Regions from separate parts of the Mus musculus genome. Here region 2 is linked to region 1. A link is a loop called in an ENCODE intact Hi-C map of the cell type or tissue named here. Cell type or tissue: left cerebral cortex. All regions are shown on one strand.

The links. A loop is a pair of places that touch in the nucleus more often than their neighbours do. Peaks named below come from ENCODE experiments on the same cell type or tissue, not always from the same donor. Only the 100,000 strongest peaks of a DNase experiment are listed, where the experiment ranks them.
Region 2: a loop joins it to region 1, with 3 times the contacts of the local background. A loop is called at or near these places in 2 of 42 quality-filtered maps.

The regions. Positions count from the first base shown.
Region 1 is chr12:49,370,115-49,378,114 of GRCm38, reverse strand. All of the region lies in intron 1 of Gm34304 (predicted gene, 34304), which reads left to right. Among named protein-coding and RNA genes, the nearest start is that of Gm34304, 7.7 kb to the left of the region's middle. In left cerebral cortex, CTCF peaks have their summits at 1,947, 3,220 (motif pointing left) and 5,772 (motif pointing left); no DNase peak of the experiment used is centred here; H3K4me3 peaks cover 4,138 bases; H3K27ac peaks cover 5,342 bases.
Region 2 is chr12:51,115,019-51,123,018 of GRCm38, reverse strand. No RefSeq gene overlaps it. Among named protein-coding and RNA genes, the nearest start is that of Gm34745, 38 kb to the left of the region's middle. In left cerebral cortex, no CTCF peak of the experiment used is centred here; DNase peaks (open chromatin) are centred at 3,933, 4,539 and 4,812; H3K27ac peaks cover 1,871 bases.

The DNA of each region.
Region 1 (8,000 bases):
CAAAACAAACAAAACAAACAGAAATCCAAACAAACAAACACAAAACTACCAGGACAAACTAATGTGCGCAACTCATACCAACCTGCCTCTTCGCTCTCTAGTACTGGCTCTTCTAGGTCCTCCCCACACCCCACCCCACCCCCAACCCAAATCAAAACCTGTGGCACCAGTGTTTGCCAAAGGTCCTGTCTGCCCACCCTCTTGGGGCGGCAGTGGTTGTTGGGCTCTGGTTCTTGAAGAAGGAGCTTCGCGGAGAGACTTGCTAGTCTGCTTGCCTCTGCTCTCCTCCCAGCGCGCTCACCCTGAGCTCCTTTGTAGTCCACGCCTGCCAAGTGCAATCCAGCCGGAGAGAGGCCTTGCCTTTAGGTTTCATCTCCAGATCCCTCCTCCCCTTCTGAAAAGGCAACTTTCAGCTTAGATGTCTGGTTTTTGCACATCAGACTGGAAGTATGCACAAACAGATCAATATTTTTGGGCTTTATAGGTCATCTGCCATGGTGAACGCGGAAAGGGGGGGGGGAGGCGGGGGCGGAAACAGTTAAAGGTTGTGAGCTTGTATTGATATAGTGCACAAGTCTGAGCTGAAATACCAGTGCGTGGTGCTGAAGTTAATTCGAATATTCAATAACAACTAAGGAGTATTGAACCCAGTGGGGGAGAGCAGTTACACACCACTTCTCTGCGAATCTTCCCAAGAAGCTATACACACAGGAAGGAGACACCCGACAGAGCAAGCTAGATACAGTAGGGCACAGGAGCAAGCTACTACAGTCACCAAATGAAAACTAAAACAACTCAATTCCTTTTCAGAATTGATAAGAAAGGTGGTGGGATATTTTTATTATTAAACAATCCCTACTTGATTTATTTCGTCAAATTCGGTGTCTCCCTTCTGGCTTTGTCTTAAGCCAGGAGAGAGAAAGCAATATCAAGATAATAGCTCAGCTGGGCAAGTGTGGCTCAGCTGAGTGTGTGGGCTACAAACCTTCAGGCCAAGAGGCTCGCTCCCTCTTTCTGTCTTTCTTTTTGTCCTTCTACCTTCTCTCTCTCTTCCCCTCCCTCTCCTCCTCCCTCCCTCCCTCCTTTTTCCTCTCTTCCTTCTTTCCCTCTTTTCGTCTAGATTGTGAATTTGATAGATAAAAAAGAAGAGAAAATGGAAACTCAGAAGACCCCCCCTCCCGCCCCCCTTGCCGAGAGCAACGGCATGCATGCTGCGGCTGGCTGCTGGCTGCCGCAAGCTCTTTGAGCGCAGAGCCTAGAGAGGCTCATTCTGGTGCTTTCTCGCTTTAAGACTTCCAGAATGCCAGTAGGGCCAGGCGCTCTGCTCGCTCGGATTTCTGCCCAAGTAACCCACCGTTTGGGTTTAGAATAAATACCCCCAAAGAAAAAAGGCCCCCAATTAAGCTGAGTATGGGCTAACCATCTCGCATCCAAAAACTGGGCCTGGAGGTTTTCATAGAGGGAGTTCTAGGTCCAGACCACCTAATAACCCGTGAGTGGGAGAATACGGGTATTGAGTAGGTCTGGAATTGTACACGAAACATTATTTCCTAATTAATTAAAGTAATTCTCTATCTCTATTTATATTCATATACATGCTATTGATTACACGCCTCTATTTGCTTGAAAAAGTGCTCAGAGTATCTTTGGAGCACACTGCTCTTTCTTTGTCCCCTTGAACATTTACAGCTGATCTTGCGGCTGGTTGAGATCAATTAGCACTGGATTTTGCCCTGGGATTGCTCCCCAGGGCGGAAAAATGGAGCCAACTGTTCTCCAGAGACTTTATTCGCCCCTCTGTATCCGCCAGGACTCCGTAGGCAGTTCAAAATCCCAAGCCTTGGTTTCACTTGATTTTGTTGTTGTTGTTATTGATAAATATTGGGTCATACACAAGCCACTTGTCAGAGCCTTTGGCTCCATCTCACAGCGGCAGCTCCTAGCGGGGCGTTTGAGTCTTGTCCTAGAAGCTGAAAAAATTTCCTGGGACGAGAACTGCACATTCTCTGATCCTTCAGTTCCGGAGATATCCCTATAGGATCATAGCCCTGCCTGTCTGCTGTCAGGTTCATTCCTCGATTTGTTCCAATATATGGACACTGAGTAGATGGGTGTGTTCTACCCATTTAAAAAATTGTGATTGGGAGGGGTGTTGGTAAGTTGATGCTGGTCCTATAGCTCCCTGCAAAGCCCCCCTCAAAGCTCAAACAGATAGTCATTGTAATTGTGGGGAGGTGAGGATGAGCCGGCAGGTAAGGCACTTGAGGGTTGTGTAATTGGAGTGTTGTATACAGTTTATCTTTCAGCTGTGCTGTGTATATTTCTCCCCCTTGATACATACTGCATATGAACAGAACCCATGGTCGGCTTGTCTTGGCATGTTTGAAGCCCTAGACACCTAACAGTATCATTACAGGAAAGAGACAAAGCCCCAAAGACTCCATCCAGGCAGGGAGGTGACTGCCTTTGGGGCGAATGGGGAGTTTCCTTGGCACTGAACTTGTCAGGGGAGCAGAGCCACTGCTGGACTCCCCTGACTTCAGGGCTTTCCGATGCTGAACTAGTGTTTGTGTGTGTGTGTGTGTGTGTGTGTGTGTGTGTGTGTGTGTGTGTGTGTGTTGTAACCAACTGATTTCCGACATTTCAAAGAGATTCTTTCTATTTCTCAGCATTACGGAAATGTACGTTGCTGGAAAAGCAGTAAAAACAAGCATAGAACTGCAATTTTCAAGAAAATAGGATCTCCAAATATAAAAATAAAAAAGTAGCAGATAAGATGTATAATTCAATCAAATTACACAAAATTGCTTGAGAATCCAGAACAGTAGCGATCCATTATGCCTCTGTTTTATTAGTGACAAGTACAATTACTCTAAAATAAAGAACACTGGTGAATATATAATTGGCTGTAATCATGTTAGTGTTTGAATAAAAATGACGGGAACATTTAACACTTTGACAACAAAATGTTCAGAAATAACTTATTTATTCAAACAGTTTTTTATTTTCCACCAAGCGAAGGAGAAACACAGTTTGCTTAGGAAAATCAATGACTTTTCCCTGCAATAAATAAATACCCCAAAGGGGAAAAACAGCCCCACACCTCTATATTATTACTACTATTATTTTTAACCACCAAGAAGCTTAATCCTATTTGAAGTCAACATTTCACATAGCGGTTGTTTGGTACTAAAGTCCGCCACCTAGAGGAACAACTGTATAATGCAATGCCAACCCCTTTACCCCCGCGGTGACCCGGAGAATCAGTTAATATTCTTTGCAAATTGCTGTCCAAACTAACTCCCTCACTCCACCCCCTCATATCCCCTTCCGCCCTGAAACATCGTCACAATATTTTCTTAGTAATTGTTATGCGCGGTTGACAAAAACCGGAGACTTTCTCCGTTAGTGTAGATCTCCCGGGAAAGTGCCAGGGAGTGCACCGGGGAAGCGGGTCAGGATTTGGAAGGTGCTGGAGAGGCAATTCTCTTTTACCTGGGGTTCATTTAGAGCAGCCCGATTTCAGGTCCCTTAAAGGAACAGTTTAAGAGAGAATCATCTTAGTCTGGCTCCCTCTGGTTTTGCGCAGAGAAAGAAACCAGTTCCCGCCCCCTGCTCCGCCGGCATACAAAATCTGGGCCCCTGCTTTTTATCTAATTAGTCCTGTAAGTTTTATCGACCCAGGTAGGCTACTGGGAATACCCATAATGCAGATTTTGTTTGGTTGTGTCCCTGGAGCCAGACCCACGCAAGAGAAAAATCTAGATTTTTGCACAGTCCTGTATTGTCAAGAAACGCATGCGGTTTGCGGGAGAATTTGGAGCTCCGCTCGGCAGGACTTTTCGCTTTTAAGTCTTGTTGGATCGCTTGGATCCAATGGGGAGATGGGGAGAACCACCCTACCTTCCCACTCACTTTAATTTAAGCTTTGGGCAGGGATACTCTAAAGGAGGCTAGGGCGGCTGGAAGAAGAATTTCCTAATGTGCGCTACATTCCCTTAGCGGACATTGCTGCCACCGCCGCAGCCTCTATGGTGATCCAGGCCAGACATTCAGCCTTCCCCATCTCACTTCAAAGTTTTATCTGCCCGAAGTTGCCTATAAAAATGTTTAAGCTAGCAGGACGAGAAAGGAGCAGAATGATTGAATTCTTTTTAAAAAATAAGTGTAGCTAGTACCCGAACTTCCGATGAGTTTTATCTCTTCGGTTCCCCTGGTTTCTTCCTTCCCTCTCTTCCTATTTTTTCTTAGATGTCTCACCTTTCCTTCCCTTTTCCTCTCTCTCTCTCTCTCTTTTCTAGTCTATGTCTACCAACTTTTCTCCAAGAATAAGATGAAGAGAGCGGAGGTGATGCCGAGACAGACCCTTTCCCCCCACTTTCCTGCCTCCTAGTCTCAGATGCTCCACGCGGGATTTGGACGCCCTCTGAGGGTTCTTCCTCTTCTTCTGACTCAATAGCAGTTCAATTAGGAACCATTAAACTATTTTCCTGGTGTATGTCTAAATTATTTTAAGGTAGTTAAATATGTATTTTAAAAATCACAAACACTAGATGGCTGTCCGGTGGCCTAAGGCCTGAGGGTTCTAAGCCCACTCCACCACTCTACCGCAAGGCCCTAAGAACTCAAATCCTCAGATTTTTTTTCCTTTTTTGGTTTATGCAAAGCTAGCTCTTCCACTCTTCACTCCGAGGTCTATCATCCCTCTCCTGCATTATATTAACAGCGTGCTAGCCTTCCTCTACGTGGGTAGGCTGCTAATGGGAACCACTTAATGCAACTGAAATGCTCATCTGTGGAGATTTTCCCAAGCAATGTTGGCTTTTTTTTCTTTTCTTTTCTTGTTTTCTTTTCAAGGCATGGTCACCACTCCCTCACTTCTCCTCTTTTCTTAATATGGGGTCTGGAAAGGGGGTACAACAACTTTTAGTGAGTGGGATGCTCCCTCCCCTTTCTGCTGCTTTTCAGTTATCCCCGGGGATAAACTGGACAGCTTTGCTTCTCTCTAAAGAGTAGGACTATCCTAAGTCTAGCTAAAGCTCTTGGTTGCCTCTAGCAGCAAATCCTAGTCCATCTATTCTCCAGTGCCACCTTTCCTTCCCCCGGGAAGTTTGTCCGGGGAAGTCAGGATGGCTCTCACTGAGACTCTATAGTGTTCTTCAGTGCAGTCCTCTGAAGAAAATGCCACAAGAAATTGCCACAGAGATGCTCTGTGCTTTGCATGGTCTCATGTGTAGGGTATGTTTCTTTAGTTGGAAGAACTTTTTAGGGTCTACTTTTGGGGGCTTGTTGGTATCCCTTGCCAAGAAGGGATGCACCCCCCCACCCCCCAAGAGAGTGATCATCTTATAAAGCTTTATACACTTTCATATAATTCTGGCCAAAAAGTCATGATTCATCGATCCAGTTTCCTAGGAGAAGATCATCAGCAAAAAGCCAAGTTAAATCAGATGTGTAATAAATGTTATACAGTGGGTTTAGTGATGGTTTGTGATTCACAGATGAAGTGTTCCTGCCACCTAAAAGTTGGTGACATGCAGACTCAAGATCTTCTGGCATTACCATTCTTCCTCTTAGGAAGTTACTTCACCTTTGTAGTGTTTTTTTCTTTAACAAAACATTACTGTAGTTGTTAATATACAAAGTGCCAAATATCTTCTGTTTGTACAAACTCCCAAGAAATGACACCCCAAATCATTTCCAAACCCTATGTTTTTTTTTTAAAAAAAGGTTGGAAGTGAAATTTCATTCAAATAGCAGCAGTGCCATCTAGTGACCATAGGGATGAGTATTGATGAAAGTAAGAGTGTTGGCTGTTTTTAAGATTCCTGAGGCACAGTGGGCTTTTCTAATACAGTGTGATTGTCTTACCAGGAGAACTCTATAATATCAAATTTTACACCATGAACACAGATAAATTAAACTATGTTTTTCCATGTCAGGTTTTCCTCCAAGGTAGCTTTGCTGTATTACATTGATTTTACAAATTATCAGCAAGAATTGATAATGAGAGTTATAAACATATACATAATTAAAATAGAAACAAATAGACATTTTGGTATTTCTTCTGAGGCATTGGTTACTCACTTAAGACTGCTCTTTAGTTAGTATCAGGAACACACTAAATTTTCTATCTTTTTTTTTTTTTTAAATAACCACATCTGTGCTTTCTCTATGTCACCATTGCTCAAAATGTTTTGAAATTCAAAGTAACAGAATTCATATGCTTGAACGGACTCCACTTTTTCTTTTTGTAGAGAAGATTATAAATGGACTTTGTGGGCACAGGTGCAGTCTTAGCAATGACAGACTAGAGAGTCCAAGAATTTTCAGAATAAAACCACTTTAGCATTTGCTTGGCATTTAATATGTTGGACTGAGGTAGTAGAAGAATTCATCTCATTCCTGTGACTTTGTATGCTGGCCATATGTATAGGTGTGGTTTGTGCACGTAGTTGCTAAAGTGTGTTTTTAGTTTCCTATCAGCAAGGCAGCTGAGGGCCCTTGGAATACAAGGACCCATGCTTTAGGGTTAGTTTTGTTGACTGCACTTTACTTTTGCTTATAGTTCCCTTGATTTTCCTGTGCAATGTGCCTGCAAGCTAGCACAGGAACTAAACTGATAGTCTGACATATGATAACTGGAATGCTGGTCAGCATCTGGTTGAGCTTGAGCTAGCCACGATGCTTTTCCTGACCTTTGTTTTTTTATACACAAAATGAAAAGGATGAACCTTTTTTTATGAACCTTTTTTTATGATTTCATACAGCTCAGAAGGCCTATGAATCTGCAAAGCATGAACTCTCATCGCAAGATACTGTTACTTGCAACCACTCTTTCCCTGAGAAGGGGACATGGAGATTCAGTATCAGTTCTGAATTGATCTAACAGGCAGTTCACCAGTAATAAAAATTGTTAAGCTCTTCTTTTTCCCCTAGTATTTCATCATATTCTTCTTTTCTCATTTTTGCTTTTGTTTTTAACAGAAAACAAAACAACAAAACCAAAAAACTTTTACTTTTTTCAGTCAGCCTTTCACTAACTCATTGGCATGCACTCCGCTCTGTTTTGCTGTCCATCCAGAAAAATCATGTGAGGACGTGATTAGACTGAACACAAAGCCATAATGCTGAGGCAGCTGTATTTGAGGTCTAACATGTTCTCATATCCTTACTGTAATTATAAATTAAGATTAATAATTTTAGGTACCAGATCCAAAGTAGTCTGGCTGCAAACAGCCTACATCTCTCCTGGCTTCTGTGGTACTTTGAGAATATTCCTTCAGCAGCTGATAGTAAGATTTTCCCAGCTTCCATACAACTAGGAATGTTATTGCACAGATTTAACAAGGAAAGGAGTGTTTATAGAAGGCACACAACACTCAGAATGTACATATTCTCAGCCTCATGCAGGCTGCATACACACACACACACAGACAGACAGACACACACAGAGACACACACACAGACACACAAACATAGACCCCCACCACCACACACACACACGGAGTATAATTTCCATCTGCCAAGAGTTAATAGAAGGTATAGGGTTCATTTTGAGGCAAATTTGGAGTCTTTCAAAGGTTTCGTTCTCAGGTGCCATTCTGTTCTCTCAATATCTTTCTGTTCCTCTAAACCTTGGAATGGCAATTAAGATACTATGTCACTGTGCTTGTGCAATGTGAGGGTCTCTTAGTCCAAATTCCTGGGATATGAAGTATTTCAGATTTTTTGGAATATTTATGTAGACATTGATGGTTGAAGTTCTCTTATCTGAAAAGCCTTAAATATCAAATTCTCTCATATCCAAAAACCTATAAAATGGCATCTAGACATTTATAAAGTTTGGATTTAAGAGCATTTCAGATTTAGAATGTTCAGTTTACAGGTGCTTAGACTATATAAGATTACCAAGGCATGTTTTCTCCTGTGAACTTTCTAAGAATATTCACCAAGAGAATGAACATATTACATGAGGCCATTCAGTTTGAAAGACACAG
Region 2 (8,000 bases), 1.7 Mb before region 1:
GCCATGCCCTTGACATGCCTTTATTTAGGTCACTAGCCTCAGGCTTGTTTCTCCAGCCCTCCCAACAGTTTCACAAGGTACTACCTACGATTATGCATCTATTTCTTGCTTAACACAGTGGAGGGGCCTCTATTAATTATAGTCAAATGGCTCAACTATTATAAGCCATACATAAAAATACAAATGTTAAAAGTATGTTTTGGAAAAGTGAGAATTTGTTTTTCTCTGCTTTTTGTTTTTGCTTTTGTTTTTGGAGGGAGTGTGGGGGGTGATTATTAACCTAGTTGAGCTAAATATGACCAGCAACCTAAAATTCATTTGAATTATATGCAAACATCCTGCTCCCCCCCAAATCTTTCCTTATTCCTTTATGTAAACCCTCCTTGTATTATAATGGAGGTGCAAGTCAAACACGATATTTTCATGGAAAGATTTTGGGTTCTGTGCTGGTTAATCTTTGTTCACTTGATACAAACTAGAGAACCTGGGAAGAGGGAACCTAGCTAAGAAAATGCCTCCTTTACAGTCCCCTGGGGGTGTGTCTGTGGGGGTATTTTCTGGATTTATGGTTGATCTGGGAAGATTCAAGTCACCATGAGTCAGTGTGATTGTCACACTCCTGCCAAGGAGTCCTGTTGTTTGTAAGGAACCATACTGAATAAGCCATGTAGAGCAGTCCAGTAAGCACTGTTCTCTTGTGGTCTCTGCCTCAGCTCCTGCCTCAAGGTTCCCGCTTAAAGCCCTTGCTCCGACTCTGTCGGAGATGGAGTGTAATTTGGGAGGTGTAAGATGAAATGAACCCTCTCTTCCCCTGTGTGCTTTGGTCCTGGTGTTCATCACAGGAGTAGAAGGCACATTAGAGCAAGCTCTCAAAGGCCAGTAATTTGGTAAGCAACGAGGAACTTGGAATGAAGAATATGAATATATATGGAGCTAGAGAGATGGTTTAGCAGTAAAGAGCTCAGTCATTCTGTTCTGTGAGACCTGAGTTCAGTTCTCAGCACCCATGTCAGGTGGCTCACAACTTCTTATAACTCCAGATCCAAGGGGTCTGATGTCTCTGCAAATGAGGTCACCTCCCCACACACACCTTACACACACACACACACACACACACACACACACACACACACACACACCCCTTACATACACATACACTCAAATTCAAAATTCAAAATAAATCTTTAAAAGAAGAACATGATGAATGTATACAGCATCAATGGCAACATAAAAGTGAATATAAATGGTGATGAACTTCCACATTCCATAGCTGTGTTCAGATCATATCAGATGTGAGTAGACACATGGGAGAGTCTTCCTATCACATTTTTTTTAAAAAGAGGAGGGAATGATAAATCGAATTAAATGTAGATATAATGTGATGGTGTTATTGATTTATTAAGCTGAATCAGAGAGTTCAGTGTGGCCATACCAGACACAGCAGAATGCTAGGGTAAGGTACTGTCTGACAAAGAAAGGTGGCCTGGAAACATGACAGGCCCGTTGCCAAGTGTATCCGAATCAATCAGATTCAAGGCCAGCTCCAGAGAAAGGCCTACTATGGGCACTGGCCCTTGGGGAGTTGCCTGAAGAAGTCTGAACTTCTGCTTAATTGTTTCGGAGAAAAGTGTACAAGCCAGCTAGTCTTCCAGTTCAGCGTTCTATCCTCACTCAGATAGCTGTAGATAAAGATTTGAGGACAGTGTCTGATGCAGATCAAATATTATGACTTAACAGATTAACCAATGAACAAGCAAACAAATGAGCTAAGGAATTGAAGAGGAAATGCAACAGAATAAGGAATGGAAAAAAGTTATAAACGACAAAGAACGGTATATTGTAATCTCGTTTGAAAGAAAAAAATAAAACCAGAAAGGATACTTATTCTTAAAGACCAGGAAAGAAACACTCATATTAATTAAGAAAAAGAAATATTTAAAAAATTAAGAATCGAAAGGACAAAATTGAAAGCATATCCTAGAAAATAGAATAAGACCAGGAAATGAAAAAGCAAAGATAAACGAAACAAAACTGAAGATTAAGTTTAAGATGTCCACATACATATAAATTCAAAAGGGAAAACAGAAAATGGTAGTTTAGCCATTGCAAAAGACAAAATTTCTCCAAATGGAAGGATGTGCATTTTAAGATTGAAAATTGCCACGAAGTGTCCTGAAAACTAAAACCAAACCAAACAAAACCACAGCCACCCTAAAACAGAACTCTCATGGTAACACCTTGAAAGCCCAGAGCATTAAGAGTCAGGCTCCTCAATGCTTTTGAGGAGACAAACAATATCACTGAAGACTCAAAAGGCAGCCCACTGTGGACCTTTAAGGGCAAGGGACCACTGTTAAACTAAAATCTCTGGAAAAATATTATTTCAACTTAGAATTACTCACCATATTAACAAATGAATACAAACCGAATTGATATTTCCTGTTTGGTACATAAATGTTCAGAAACCGGCTTTCTGAATACCTTCCCAGAAAAGTGCTGCCACCGCAGAGGGAAACAGAGATGTGTGAGAGATGGAGGAAGCAAGCTCCAGCTGGGTAGAGCACCAATGTGTACACCTTGGAGAGTCAAGATCAAATCTCAGAGAGAAGCCTGAGAGGAAGACAACAAGCAAACAAAGACGGACATACTCCCTCGGTGTGAGACAGCTTGGCTAAGGAACTATTTATATTTATTTAAAAGAGCCTGGACAGAGCCAAAGAAAGAGATGCAGAGAAGGCCGTGAGCAAGCAAATATAAGAAATATATGATTAATTCAAGAGCATCACCCCAGAATTAAACCTAGGGCCTCATGCTTTCTAAGCAAGTGCTTTTGTGTAGACCTGTATACTCAGAAAAGATCTGGACTTTCTTCAAGTGTGTGCGTGTGCATGTGTGTGTGTGTGTGTGTGTGTGTGCGTGCACTCGCAAAGGAGTGCAGGTGCCCTTGGAGGCCAGAGGCATCAGATCCCCTGGCACTGGACACAAGAAGTTGTGAGCTGCTTGTTGATAAGGGTGCTGAAAACTGAGCTCTGGTCCTCTGGAAGCACACTAAGGGTTCTTAACCATTGAGTCATCTCTCCAGCCCCAAAGGTCCAGCTTTAATAGAAACATGCTGAAGACCATCATGGCTGAAGACAACACAATTCTGCCAGAGGCTTGTTCTACATAAAGCCAGAAGGAAGCTTGCCACAAATTCCTTGAGTATAAAGCCACCTGCCTGGCCTTTGTAGTTGCTGGTAGTCCAGCTAGTTGTTTTAGTCACCGGCCTATTGCTGTTAAGGAACACCATAACCGAGGCAACTCTTATAACAAGAAAGCACTTAATTGTGGGCTTGCCTATAGTTTGAGGAGGTTAGTCGTTATCCTGTCAGGAGCCTGTCAGGAACATGGTAGCATGCATGGTGCTGTAGCTGTAGTTATATTCTGATCCATAGGCGACAGGGGGGTACATATATATAGATAGAAAGGATAGAGATAGTGGGCCTGGCATGGGCTTTGAAACTTCAAGGCCCACCCCCAGTGACACACCTATTCCAACAAGACCACACCTCCCATTCCTTCTAATCCTTTCAAATAGTTCCACTCCTTGGTACCTTAGCATTGAACTATATGAGTGTATGGGGTGGGGGGTGCATTCTAATGCAAACCACCACATTAGGTGTTTCTGTGTCTGCGATCAACTAAAAGTCTGCTTTCAGCCCATGAGAAGACAAATGTGTGATGAGCGACTGTACCGATCATGTACAAAGTGACTGCGCCGTGCTGGAGCCCTCACTGCGTGCCTTGCCTTATCTCTGTTGATTCTTAGCTGCTTTCAGTTTGGCTGTACAATTGGGTGAAACTGAGATTTAAAGAGCCAACACAACTTTCCCAGAGTAGCAGGCCTTCGATGAGAACGCAGGCAGTGCAGGTCAGAATTCTGCTCCAGGGTGTCACTCTTCCGTTCAGTACACACCTCGTAACGTGCCGCAAGGGAACGGACAAAATCAATAAGAAAAGCAGACTCTTCTGATGGATGAAGAGGTTGAACCGAAGCCAGGGAAGGCTTAGGAGGGAAAGGGAACAGCCCTGCTGACCCACTCACAAGAACCAAGAATTGATGTGGTTTTGTAAACAACTGTTTTAGTGACTGGTCAAAGTCCCTTCTCTACCCGAAGACCAGAACAAGCCACCGCAATGACTCTTTTTTTCCAGAGACTCAGTTTTCACTCTTTTCTTATCTTTTAAACACCATTTTTCCTTCTTATGCCTTTTAATTACTAGGCTTCCTAGTACTCAGACCTAGATTGTCTTGTCTAAACTTTCTTTCAGTGACTATTTGCCTCCTGGGAGTCCTGGCAACCAGGCAAAGAGACCCCAATCTGGGAGCCAAAGAAGGCCTAGTTTTCCCTCCCATCCCCAGCCTCATTAAATATGGTGCAGTTTCTACCAAGAGTGTTGGGGGCGGAGGCTGTGTGGGCAAGACACAGCTTCCAAATGTTCTTGTAAATATTCATAAAAACACGTCAGTGTTGCTAAACCCACGGTAAACCATAACCACCCATCCCTGTACACCCTGCATCCTTTTGCTGTTAATCCTTTTGTCCGCCTTGAATTCCTTCCCACAATTGCTTCTCCCTCCATCTTGTGTTTTTGAATTGCTGCCAGCCACCTTAGCCTTTCAGGCAGCCCGCGGTACCCTTTTCAAAGCAGCGGGCCTTGCTGCCAGCTAGGATGCGAACGATACACGCTGTCCCAGCGATGTTGTGTTTTCTCATCTTGGTTCCTTGCTCATGGGGAACACGGCAATTATTCTACCCAGGACCTGATGGGGATTTCGGAGCGACCTGGCACATCTGAAACATTTTTCTGACTCACTGAGTTGGCATCTCTTGCTAGATCAGCATTGGCCCAGTTCCACACAGCCTGTCACCAGCAGTGGGTGTTGTTGTAAGCACTAGTTTTGATTGTGGCAAGATGGGCTCTGTGACTCTCCTCTTGTTCTGTTGAGTTCAGAAAAGGCATCTGCTCTCCATTCACATTGCATTTGACAAGAGTCCAAAACCTAAATGAATGTTGCTAATAAAGAACTGTAAGGAAAAAACATGTTGAGAACCACTGAGTGTATTCAACACATATCAAGTGTTGGAGCAGGGAGGGGGTAGGCTGGAGTGAGGCACTGGCTTGGGATCGGCGACTGGAGGGGTGGGAACTCTGGCCTCAGGGGCTAGCTCTGTCGGTGCACTGTGCCTCAGTTTGCCTTCTTTAAGTTGAACATGCTTGTGAGGTGTTTTCTGAAACAGACTGCTGGCGACCTGGAATCTGTTTACCTCGGCTGTGGGTCAACGGAGCCTGAGTTCTGTGGTAGTATTGATTAACTACTCAATGGCTGCCAAGGGTGACTTCAGCTCTGTACTTAAGCTTCACTGCTCATTCTCATCAAAGTCTTTGATCTGGGCAACTGGCTTGTCCACTGCCTTTTGTGTAGCACGTATAAACACAGCCCAAACCCATCTTCCCTTACTTTCTCAGACATAGCTCTTACATTACAAAGTCCACCCTGGGCACTGCTTTCCAGAGCAAGCAGCGGGCATCCTGAGAGGGTTTGCTTCTAAATAGGAGTGGTTGAGAGTTTGGAAAAAAATATTAGAATGTGAAACTATATTAAAATCACTGTCATCGAAGTCCTCATTTGGAATATGAATTATCTCGAAAACATACATACATATACCAAGGTGGTTGAATGAGAAAACTTTTAAGAGAGTATCTTAAGTCTTTAAACCGTAACATTATTATTATAGGTAAAATTCTTTCAGGTAAAGTGTAACTAACTTTTAATAAGTGTGATCATTTTAAACAGTACTAACACAACCACACTGTCACAATATTAATGTTACCGTGCTTTTGGCAATTAAGATACAAGGCATATGCTTTTTTCTTTAGAGGCTAATACCACATAAATAAATATTATTAAGTATTTTAAGGGCTTTATCCACAGAAAATTCTTACACTCTTAGTTTTTACAGGAGAGTGTCTATCAATTAAGACAAATTACTTTTATCCCATGGCCTTAATATCATAGCTAGTCCAGATTAAGAAAGACTGGAAAGTGAATAAAAATTGAATGAACCCAATATTTATTCTTGGTAGACTTCTCTGTGGTGGACAAAGCCTATCTCGTTCTCAAGAAAAACCTGGGTTAAGAATTCAGATTTTAATTTGTCAAACAAACATCTGCTCTATTGTATTGATGGGGCGTAGACTAGAATGACATGCTATTATTTGAGGTAAGTTGAAGGCCACCCTTTATGAAAATAAAGACATCAAGGATTTAGCCACGCAAAACTTTATCAGAGCATGTAAGGTTGGTAATGTTTGCAAAGTTTGGAACAGTCTTCAAGTCCCTCTAGAGCTGGACAGCTTAAGGAGGGTAAGAATGTGTGTGGTGGCATCCATGCTAATTTCCAGGTAAAGGTGTGGATACGTGACAGAATGGACAATCTGGGACCCTTAGGGCTACAAGTCTGGAAAGGGGGGTGGGGTGGCATTAGTTACTTTTCTTATCCCTGACCAAACACCTTATAGAGGCAACTTAAGGGAGGAAGGGTTTATTCTCCACCATGGATAGCATGGTGGAGAGAGCATGGTGGGTAGACACATTGGAGTGACTCAGTTCCTTCTGGTATTTGCTGTTGCAGTAATTTCCAACCCCAATAATCCCGAATAAAAACCACACAATCTAGTTATATTTATAAGCGATAAGCCTAGGTTGGGCAGAACTAGCACTATACTAACTTATTTCCCAGCTATGAGACCCTTTGTTACAGAGTTTCTCCTGGCCATGTGGTTCTGTACCATCTTCGTTTCCTCCTTCCTCTCCCCTCCCTCCCTCCTCTGTCCTCTCTCCTTCCCTTCTCATATTTCTCTCTCTCTCTCTCTCTCTCTCTCTCTCTCTCTCTCTCTCTGCTCCCACTCTCAAAGACCTCCTGTCCCACCTTTCACCTCTGCTGCCTAATCACAGGCTCTAGCCATTATTGACCAGTAAATGGGGAGAAGGTTCACATGGGATCACCTGAGTACGTGATCCACTGTTCATCCGGAGGCTGTCCCTCCCTCTTGAGGAAGCAGAATTAACGTCAGAAATCAAACAGCATCAGGACAACCCACAACAATTTGCTTTCAGCATGCTGTCAAAATCACCTATATCCTGCCAGATCTGAAAACAAACTGGGATCAGAAGTGGACATCACCCTCAACGCCCACCCCTCACAACTCACTTCTGCTCTCGAGGCCATCGCTCCGAAGTCTCCTCACAACAGTGCCATCAATTGGAGGTCTAATGTTCAAACACACCAGCCTGTGAGGTTCATTCTATACTCACACAGACAGGTAAATGGTATATGACGGTCAATCAATAAGGATGAGAAGTGAGCAATCGCCAGTGTGGTCAAATTTTAGGTTACTGTTTATTGAGAATTTGTTTGTATTTGTACTTGTGTCCTACATAAAGATGAAACAATGTGTTTAGTGATAGAACAAAAACAAAATCCCCAAACAGTGTTTTATATAAGAGGATAATTGCTATTAAATGGAAGTATTCAGTTACTGAGTGACACTTTTGGGGATCTTGTTCAACCCTAAATCCTCACCTAACCTATATCAATGTCACAGTCCAATTGTCACCTTTACTTTTTGTCCCCTTTACTGCTCAATCCCTTCTGGTGTTTGCTGTCGGACATCAAAACCTCTTTCGAGTCTTTTTGCTGAATTCCAAGATAATATTTGCTCCTTATTTCTTAGGAAGATCTAACACTCTTTTTTCCCTAATTCATTCTTTTTTAAAAAAAAAAATTTAGTTTTTATTCTTTATATCCACTATATTTCAGCTTACCTACACTTCTCCTAATCTCCTCTCCTTACCTCCCATCTCCTGTAGATTCATTCCTTCTGTGTTTTCCTTAAAAAAAAAAAAAAAAGAGCAGGCTTCCCAGGCATATACCAGACACAGCATAACAAGTTAC